Linked DNA regions of Homo sapiens: region 1 is linked to region 2. A link is a loop called in an ENCODE intact Hi-C map of the cell type or tissue named here. Cell type or tissue: PC-3. All regions are shown on one strand. Region 1 overlaps DEPDC5 (DEP domain containing 5, GATOR1 subcomplex subunit). Region 2 overlaps DEPDC5 (DEP domain containing 5, GATOR1 subcomplex subunit).

The links. A loop is a pair of places that touch in the nucleus more often than their neighbours do. Peaks named below come from ENCODE experiments on the same cell type or tissue, not always from the same donor. Only the 100,000 strongest peaks of a DNase experiment are listed, where the experiment ranks them.
Region 1: a loop joins it to region 2, with 2.5 times the contacts of the local background. A loop is called at or near these places in 7 of 110 quality-filtered maps.

The regions. Positions count from the first base shown.
Region 1 is chr22:31,762,896-31,767,895 of GRCh38, forward strand. DEPDC5 (DEP domain containing 5, GATOR1 subcomplex subunit) reads left to right here. Exons shown (of 43, transcript NM_001242896.3): 5 at 2,080-2,165; 6 at 3,690-3,773. Among named protein-coding and RNA genes, the nearest start is that of DEPDC5, 11 kb to the left of the region's middle. In PC-3, no CTCF peak of the experiment used is centred here; no DNase peak of the experiment used is centred here.
Region 2 is chr22:31,817,155-31,822,154 of GRCh38, forward strand. DEPDC5 (DEP domain containing 5, GATOR1 subcomplex subunit) reads left to right here. Exons shown (of 43, transcript NM_001242896.3): 22 at 1,868-2,071; 23 at 4,348-4,483. It also overlaps the pseudogene RPL17P52. Among named protein-coding and RNA genes, the nearest start is that of DEPDC5, 66 kb to the left of the region's middle. In PC-3, a CTCF peak has its summit at 2,025 (motif pointing right); no DNase peak of the experiment used is centred here; H3K27ac peaks cover 439 bases.

The sequences.
Region 1 (5,000 bases), 54 kb before region 2:
CCTGCGCCTCCTGGGTTCAAGTGATTCTCCTGCCTCAGCCTCCCAGGTAGTTAGGACTACAGGCGTGCACCACCATGCCTGGCTAATTTTTATATTTATATTTTTATTTTTTTGAGATGGAGTCTCACTCTGTCACCCAGGCTGGAACGCAATGACATGGTCTCAGCTCACTGCAACCTCCGCCTCCTGGATTCAAGGGATTCTCCTGCCTCAGCCTCCTCAGTAGCTGGGATTACAGGTGCACGCCACCACACCTGGCTAATTTTTGTATTTTTAGTGGAGACAGGGTTTCACTATGTTGTCCAGGCTAGTCTCGAACTGCTGACCTCGTGATCCGCCCTCCTCGGCCTCCCAAAGTGCTGGGATTACAGACATGAGCCACCATGCCCGGCCTAATTTTTATATATTTAGTAGAGATGGGGTTTCACCATGTTGGCCAGGCTGGTCTCAAATTCCTCACCCCAGGTGATCTGCCTGCCTCAACCTCCCAAAGTCCTGGGATTACAGGCGTGAGCCACTGCACCATTGCCCCTGCCTTTTTTTTTTTTCTTTTTCCCTTTCAGACAGGGCCTCTCTCTGTTGTCCAGACTGGAGTGCAGTGGTGCAGTCACGGCTCACTGCAGCCTCAACCTCCCTGGGTGCAAATGATTCTCCATCTCCCACCTCCGCCTCCCGAGTAGCTAAGACCCCAGACGCCCAGCCCACAGGATCATGCCTGGCTAATTTTTTTTTTTTTAATTTTTGCTCAGGCTGGTCTTGAACTCCTGGGCCCAAGCAGTCCTCATGCCTTGGCCTCCTAAAGTGCTAGGATTACAGGCATGAGTCACCATGCCTGGCTATCCACTCATATTTAACAATTCAATATTTCAATTTGAGGAGAAAACATTCTATAAAACCTGGCTACTCTGGTTACGCTGCCTATGGGTTATCCCTGCTCTGCAAGGAGCAGTAAAAAAAAAATTTAAAGTTTTCATTTTTATTGTTATGTTGTGTGGTGTTATGTTTTTTATGTTATGTTATGTTATGTTTGTTATGTTATGTTATGTTATTTTGAGATGGAGTATCCCTCTGTCGCCCAGGCTGGAGTGCAGTGGTGTGATTTTGGCTCACTGCAACTTCCACCTCCTAGGTTCAAGCAATTCTCCTGCCTCTGCCTCCTGAGTAGCTGGGACTACAGGTGCGCACCACGACACCTGGCTAAATTTTTTTTGTATTTTTAGTAGAGGCGGGGTTTCACCATGTTGGTCAGGCTGGTCTTGAACTCCTGACCTCATGATCTGCTGAGCCACCACATGCAGCCAATTTAAAGATTTTAAAAGAATTCTATAAAACCTTAATCCTAAGAATGGCCTTCATACCTTCCCCTTATCTCCTGCCCCATGTTACGTTTCTTACCAGACTTAAGGGCTCATTGAAAAATTTGTTTCTTCTTTACCACTGATAACTTCATTCCAAAGAGAAGATCTCCTTTCTCTTCTGGAGTTTTACAGGTCTTTGAACTTTCTTATCTTCCTTCTTATTTAATTTATTTATTTATTGAGACAGAGTCTCATTCTGTCACCCAGGTTGGAGTGCAGTGGTACGATCTCAGCTCGCTACAACCTCTGTCTCTGGGGTTCAAGCGATTTGTATGCCTCAGCCTCCCAAGTAGCTTGGATTACAGGCGCCCACCATCATGCCTGGCTAATTTTTGTGTTTTTAGTAGAGACAGGGTTTCACCATGTTGGCCAGGCTGGTCTCGAACTGCTGACCTCAGGTGATCTTCCTGCCTAGACCTCCCAAAGTGCTGAGATTACAGGTGTTAGCCACCATACCCAGCCTCTTCCTTCTTAAATTCTTTATTTTCCCTCCCTTCTCCCTTTTTCTCTCCATTTTTGTTGATTGCTTAGGCTCTGGTCTTATTTCACCTAAAAAGCAGAGAATTGTTTAAATTCTAAGCTCCTGAAAGGAAGAGACTGTGTGTTGCCCGTGTCAGATGATCAATTGTGTTGCTTACTGAGTTGAGTGTTTATAGATTAGAATATATGGATCTGCTTTTTCAAAATATGTTATCTGAGCCAGATATTGTTTCTGTTTTAGAAACTATCAGTGTGGACCAGACTGTGACTCAAGTGTTCCGGCTGAGACCTTATCAGGATGTCTATGTTAATGTCGTAGACCCTAAGGTATGTCTTTGTTTTGTACTTGAATATCTTTTTGGAATAAGCACCCTTCCTCAAGGTTAGATTACTAAGGAAACAATGGGTTACTTAAGTGTAGTGTTAGCCTATTAAATGTGTGGCCTGCTAGGTGTGGTAATTTCAGTACATCAGGAGGCTGAGACAGGAGGATCACTTGAGGCCAGGAGTTCAAGACCAGCCTGAGCAGCATAGTTAGACCTTGTCTTTATTAAAACTTTCCTTTTTCTTTTTTTTGAAATGGAGTATCACTGTTGCCCAGGCTGGAGTGCAGTGGCGTGATCTCGGCTCACTGCAACTGGTGCCTCCCAGGTTCAAGCCATTCTCCTGCCTCAGCCTCCTGAGTAGCTAGGATTACAGGCCTGCACCACCGCACCCAGCTAATTTTTGTATTTTTGTAGAGACAGGGTTTCACCATATTGGCCAGGCTGTTCTTGAACTCCTGACCTCAGGTGATCCACCTGCCTTGGCCTCCCAGAGTGCTGGGATTCCAGGTAGGAGCTACCGCGTCCTGCCTACTAAAACTTTTCTAAAAGATTAGCTGGGTGTGTTGTATATGCCTGTAGTTCCAACTACGTGAAAGGCTGCAACAGGAGGATTGCTTGTGCGCTATTGCACTTCAGCCTGGGCAACAGAACAAGACCTTGTCTTGTAAAACTAAACATGTAGACCATGGGTGGTGGCCCATGCCTGTAATCCCAGCACTTTGGGAGGCCAAGGCAGGCGGATGACTTGAGGTCAGGAGTTTGAGACCAGCCTGGGAAACATGGTGAAACCCTGTCTCTACTAAAAATACAGAACTTAGCTGGGTGTGGTGGCGCACCCCTGAAGTCCCATCTACTCGGGAGGCTGAGGCATGAGAGTCACTTGAGCCCAGGAGGCGGAGGCTGCAGTGAGTGAGCTGAGATCGTGCCACTGCACTCCAACCTGGGCAACAGCAATATCCTGTCTCAAAAAATAATAATAACTAAATAAATATGTAGCCTACATGTCATTTAGAATGTAGGCAGTATGTAGGTTGCATTTAAAACCCACCACCACTTTTCTTGAAGCTTGTCCTAACCATTTTCTGTATGTGAAACTATATGTAAAACTTTCTATTAAAATACTAACATTTTAAAATGTATTCTCATTTTTCTTCAAGAAGTGATGTTATAATAGATAAAAATTATTGTCCAGAAAGTACTATTGACATTAATAGGGAAATAAAGTACATAGGTAAGTGTCATGTTTGTGTGCCAGAATCCAGACTAAAATACAGAATGAGTCCCCCACTACCCATCACACTCAATGTGCTACAGCAGCTATAGGATCAGTTGTAGATTTACCAACTATACTGAAAAGTGTGCTTTTGCAGGATATAATTCTGTTCATCAGAGTTCTGCTACTGAATGGTCTTCCAGTAGTTTTCTTTTTTGCAATAAGTTTTTTTCCATGGTAAGTGGGCATTACCTTCTGACTATAAAGTGTGGCAAAGTAATGTCAGAGATATCATTTGATTATTCCTTTTAGGATGTGACCCTTGACCTAGTGGAATTAACTTTTAAGGATCAGTATATTGGCCGTGGGGATATGTGGCGACTAAAGAAAAGTTTGGTAAGATGTGATTTTTTTTGAAAGTCTGTTACTTTTTCCATTATGTGAATAATCCCTGTTTATTATGGGAGAAGAATATAAAATCGTTTCTGATTTTATATCAGCATCTACAGACAATTATTGTCAACGTCTTCTGTGTTCTTCCATTCTCTTTTCACTGTTCTTTTGATCTTTTGTTTACTGTTACAGATTTTTACTCAGCATTTTTGGTTTAGATAGGAAGTTATACTGTATTTTACATTGGAATAGAACCGTACTTTTCAGGTTTTCACTTTATCCCATTTGCTCCTCACATCTCCTCATGGACAGGTATTTATTATCCCTAATTTATAGAGGTAGAAACTGAGATTGAGAAGTTAGGTAATTGCCCAAGGCTAGATAGTAAGTTGACTCTTGGCCAAAACCCAGATCCTGTGGCTTCCAGATCACACTGCTTTTTGCTATACCCTCTTCCCGTTTTCCACATGTATTCATTGTTTTTTTTTTTTTCTGAGATGGAGTTTCGCTCTTTCCCCAAGCTGGAGTGAAATGGTGGGATCTTGGCTTACTGTAACCTCTGTCGTCTGGGTTCAAGCGATTCTCCTGCCTCAGCCTCCCAAGTAGCTGGAATTACAGGCACCCACCACCATGCCCGGCTAATTTTTTTTTGAGACGGAGTTTCTTGTTGCCCAGGCTGGAGTGCAATGGCGTGATCTCGGCTCACCACAACCTCGGCCTTCCTGGTTCAAGCGATTCTCCTGCCTCAGCCTCCGCAGTAGCTGGGATTACGGGCATGCACCACCGCACCTGGCTAATTTTGTGTTTTTAGTAGAGATGGGGTTTCTCCATGTTGGTCAGGTTGGTCTCGAACTCCAGACCTCAGGCAATCTGCCCGCCTCGGCCTCCCAAAGTGCTGGGATTACAGGCGTGAGCCACCGCTCCCAGCTTTTTTTTTGTATTTTTAGTAGAGGTGGGGGTTTCACCATGTTGGCCAGGCTGGTCTTGAACTCCTGACCTCAGGTGATCTGCCCACCTTGGCCTCCCAAAGTGCTAGGATTATAGGTGTGAGGCATCGTGCCCGGCCCATTTTTTAATTATTCATTTGTTTATTTTTTTTGAGACAGAGTCTCGCTCTGTCACCCAGGCTGGAGTGCAGTGGTGCGATTTCTGCTCACTGCAAGCTCTGCCTCCCGGGTTCACCCATTCTTCTGCCTCAGCCTCCCGAGTAGCTGGGATTACAGGCGCCCG
Region 2 (5,000 bases):
GCTGGAGTGCAATGGCGTGATCTTGGCTCACTGCAACCTCTGCCTCCCGGGTTCAAGCAATTCTCTTGCCTCAGCCTCCCGAGTAGCTGTGATCACAGGTGCCTGCCACCATGCCTGGCTAATTTTTGTATTTTTAGTAGAGATGGGGTTTCACCATGTTGGTCAGGCTGGTCTCGAACTCCTGACCTCAGGTGATCTGCCCACCTCAGCCTCCCAAAGTGCTGGGATTACGGGCGTGAGCCACCTTGCCTGGCCAAAGTGACATCTTTCATATACTTGGTGGCTTTTTATATATGCATACCCTTGATGGCCTGAGCAGTTTCATGGGTGGTTTCTTTTATTTGTTTGTTTTGAGACAGGTTCTCACTCTGTTGCCCAGGCTGTAGTGCAGTGGTACAATATTGGCTCACTACAGCCTCAACCTCCTGGGCTCACGTGATCCTCCCACTTCAGCCTCCCAAATAGCTGGGACTACAGGTGTGCACCACCACACCCGGCTAGTTTTTAAAGTTTTTGTAGGGACGGTCTCAATCTGTTGCCCAGGCTGGTCTCGAACTCCTGGGCTCAAGTGATCCTTCCACCTTGGTCTCCCAAAGTGCTGGGATTACAGGAATAAGCTACTGTACCTGGCCTGTACTCATCTTTTTTTTTTTACTAGGTTTTTCTCTTTTATTTCCTTAATAACTAACTAGACTATGTTCTTTTTTATTTTGTAAGTTAGAGCATCAATTCATTAATTTACAATGAACAGTAAAACTTTCACAGAAATCTGAACATTCTCTTCTTTCCTGCAAAGCAACTTGAGGAATGAAATACAGTATTACAGTGTATGAGGTTCTGTGCTAGGCATTGGGTAGATAATGATGGCCAAGACAAATTCCTTGGAGTTTGCATCTGCTGGACCCACTTTTTCATCTGGGTGGTTGCTTAATGAACATGGAATACACACAAGAAGAGTTGGTTGTGGATTTCAGTTCTTTGATCCACTCAGGCATGCTGTCTCTGTCTCCATAATGGGACCTGTCTACCATTGCGCCAGACAGGTGGTGTCTAAATATCATACCATCTCCTTGCCTGGTCAAGGCTGGAGGCATCCATTTCTTCGTTATTTTTTTCTCAGTAATTTTTTTAGCATAATAACATTTTATTGCTTACTCATGTCCCAGCCCACTAAGTCAGTGGAGGGGCTACTGATCCACTCAGTCCATTCAGGAACTCAGGTTCCTTCCATCCTGGGATGCCATGATTATCAACATTGGTCTCCTGGGTTGCCACAAAGGGAAAAAGAATGCAGATCATTTGTGGAGATCATTGTGGTCCAGGCCTGGATTTGAAGCATATAATTTCTACCTGGCCAGAACTAAGTCATTTGGCTTTATTGCAAAGGGTCTGGGAACTATAGTCTTGTGTCCAGTAGGAAAATCAAATGGGTTTATAGTGAAGACATTGACTAGCTCTGCCAAGATCTGCCCTTCTGGTGACCACATAGCTATTTTTATTGTTCCTCCCTCTTAGAGAATATACTCGTTCCTTTCCCAAGGGAGACAACTCAAGTCCCATCATTCAGTCATTGCTTCCAGCTCAAAGTTCAGGATCTTCAGGCAGTGTCCTTCCCATCAGATTTGGTTGTGACTTCATTTTGCCAGTAATTTAGAACCAAAACTCCCTTCTCCCAAGTATTTAAAAGCAAACAAATGCAAACATATTTCATTTCTTTATAGTTTGACAGTTTTGCTCATTTCTCTCACTCCCTGACATTTATAATGCCCAAGATTCTTGTCAGCCTTGGTTTATCATTCTACCTAGCTCTGGTTTCACTGTGGTTCTGTGGTTTTTCTTTGTGACTCAACTCCATGATAACTGGCAGATGTCCTGGAGAACATGATGGAGCCACCACAGCGAGACTCCAGTGCACCAGGGAGGTTTCACGTTGGCAGTGCAGAATCCATGCTGCATGTTCGACCTGGTGGATACACGCCCCAGAGAGCACTGATTAACCCCTTCGCTCCCTCTCGGATGCCCATGAAGCTTACGTCCAACAGAAGGCGCTGGATGCACACTTTTCCTGTGGGTAAGTTGGTTGCTTAAGAGAGAGCCTTGGACTAGGAGCTCCTAGCCCTGGTCCTCAGTGTCGGTCACCCATGTGTCCTTGGTCAGGTGCCTCTGTTGCTCCACCTGTAAGATGGGATAACCATGCCCACTTTGGCCATCCCAGGGGTTCTTGTAAAGATCCTTGAAGATGCACTTGGGAATAGGCTTTGTAACTAATTAGCTGTATAAACCTGAGGGCTTTTTTGTTTGTTTCTGCCCTTTTTTTTTTTTTTTTCTTTTGAGACAGGGTCTCACTCTAGTTGCCTAGGCTGGAGTGCAGTGGTGCAGTCTCAGCTCACTGCAGCCTCAACCTTCAGGGCTCAGGTGATTCTCCCACCTCAGCCTCCCAAGTAGCTGGGACTGTAGGTACGTGCCACCAGGCCTGGCTAGTTTTTTGTATTTTTAGTAGAGACAGGGTTTCACCATGTTGCCTAGGCTGGTCTTGAACTCCTGGACACAAGCAATCTGCCCACCTTAACCTCCCAGAGTGCTGGGATTATAGATGTGAGCCACCGCATCCGGCCCTTTGTTTCTATTTGAGAGGAACTATGCATTGCCACCTGCTTTCTTTCCTAAGTCAGATGTCCCTCATTCTTGTTCATTCCTTCTTCTCTTAGATCTCTTGGATATTGATATCCTGTCTTGGTTACAAGGAGTTATGTTGTTTTGTTTTCTGTTAGGTCTCTCTGACAACTGAAAAAAAATTTTCCCCTGAATTCACTTTTTCCTAGTCCATTCTTTTTTATCTATATTCTGTTCTCAAGAAGATGACAGTAAGATTGTCTCAAGCTGTGGCTAAAATTAAACTTTAGCTTAATGGGCTCTTATTGAGCTGGAAAGGAACAAATGCATTAAACTCCAGGATTTTGTGTGTGTGTGTGTGTGAGACAGTGTCTCACTCTGTTACGTAGGCTGGAGTACAGTGGCGTGATCTCAGATAACTGCAACCTCTGCCTTTTGGGTTCAAACAATTCTTCTGCCTCAGCCTCCCAAGTAGCTGGGATTACAGGCATACATCACCACACCTGGCTAATTTTTGTATTTCTAGTAGAGACGGGGTTTCACCATGTTGGTCAGGCTGGTCTCAAACTCCTGATCTCAAGCAGTCCACCCACCCCGGCTTCCCAGTGTGCTGGCATTACAGGCGTGAGTCACCGTGCCTGGCCAAATTTTTATTTTATTTTTTTCATGGAAACCATCCTGCTGAATACCTGGAAATGCCTATTTTCTTTTGTACTTGCCTTTAATATTTAAAAGTTAAATAAGTGAGAAATAGATCTGAATCATTTGGCTGTAACTGGGGGGTCATGCCTAAACCCCGTTCTGCCCCCTTATCTCTGCTATAATCAGTCACACTACTTGTTTCTTTCTGTGTCCTTTCCCCTCCATTATTGTCTCCACTGGTTCCCTTCCAGGTCACTTAGAACTCTTGGTGTTTCTTCAGTGACCTTCATCTTTTCATGCTTCTGTGCTTCTCCTCCTCCCACTCTTCATGTACACTTTATTGGAACCATATTCTGCAAACAGTTTGCTTCGCTTCTTCCTCCTGTTTAGCTGGCCTTTCAGTAGCCAAGGCCCTCCTTCATCAGGGTTCCCTGTCTTCCTCATTCCTATCCTCAGAGGCTCTCTTCCTTCTTGGCTAATCTTGTGGTCTCCTGCACGTTTTGCCTCTTTCAGGTTTGGGATTTCACAGGTATCATTTCATCTACCCAGATGCCCTCTTCCTTCAATCGCTGTTAACTTTGTTGAACACTTAGCTCTACAAGTTCTCCTTTCCCAGGAAGCCTCATTTTGTAGACTTGACTAATTGTAATTTGTTTCCTACTCTGCCTTTTTTGCACTTAAACATCTTCTGCTTCTTAGAGTCACAGTTGTTACTCTCCTAGGTATTAACAGAATCATTTGGTGTTTCACTTGTATTTCCCTCTTACTGAGTTTGTGTTAGCCCTCCTGGCAAGGGGCCATGCCTCCTATACTTGTATATTTCACTGTGGCTATTCAGTTGACACACCTGAGGCAGAATATCCTAAAATATTCTTAACAGATTAGACAGGATGATAAAGGTGAGGCTCCTTAGTAGGATGGGTCCTGCTTGGAAGAGCAGATGTCCTTTGGGAGCCACCCTCTGTGGTGTGTTCTTCTTTCAATCTCACCAACATCTGTATCCCAGTAGCTGGAAAGAAGGGAGAGTATAGTTAAGTGCACAGCACTAGCTATCAGGTGGGAATGATGCTCAGTGGTTCTTTATCTGGGTAGGGCCATCCGGAGAAGCCATCCAGATCCACCACCAGACCCGACAGAATATGGCGGAGCTACAAGGCAGCGGGCAGAGGGATCCAACTCACTCCTCTGCAGAGCTGCTGGAGTTAGCATATCATGAAGCTGCTGGAAGGTGAGGATGTGCACAGGGCTCTGGAAGGTAACCTGAGAACACTCTCCAGCACCCAGGACAATGTGCAGAACAGACTATTGACAAAATGTTGTTTAGAAGACTTGAAAAGACAGTATGAGGTCAGGGCCTTCCTTTGTTGGCCAGTGGCATTCCCTTCAGTTGGTGAAGGGCAAAGCAAACATCCTGACATTTTTGCCTGAGATGTTACCTAGGCCCTGTTTTAGGTTTATTTTGAATCCAGAACACACTTTGTAAACCTCAAACGTGGGTTTTTCTAAACCTCAGTCAAAGGTGAATCCAAGAGAGGAAATTCTTTGGATTTGGAATGCTGAGACAGGAGATTCATGCTGTGTGTTTTGGGCAACCTCTCTGACTTTTGTGATTTTGGTCATTCAGAAATAAATCCCACTGTTGAGTTTAGAATAAGTTAATGCTAAGGGCAATGGAAATGAAGGCTTATGTTTATAGAAACAACTCTTTTTGAACCAATGCTCTGAATGTGTTACGAACATCCAGT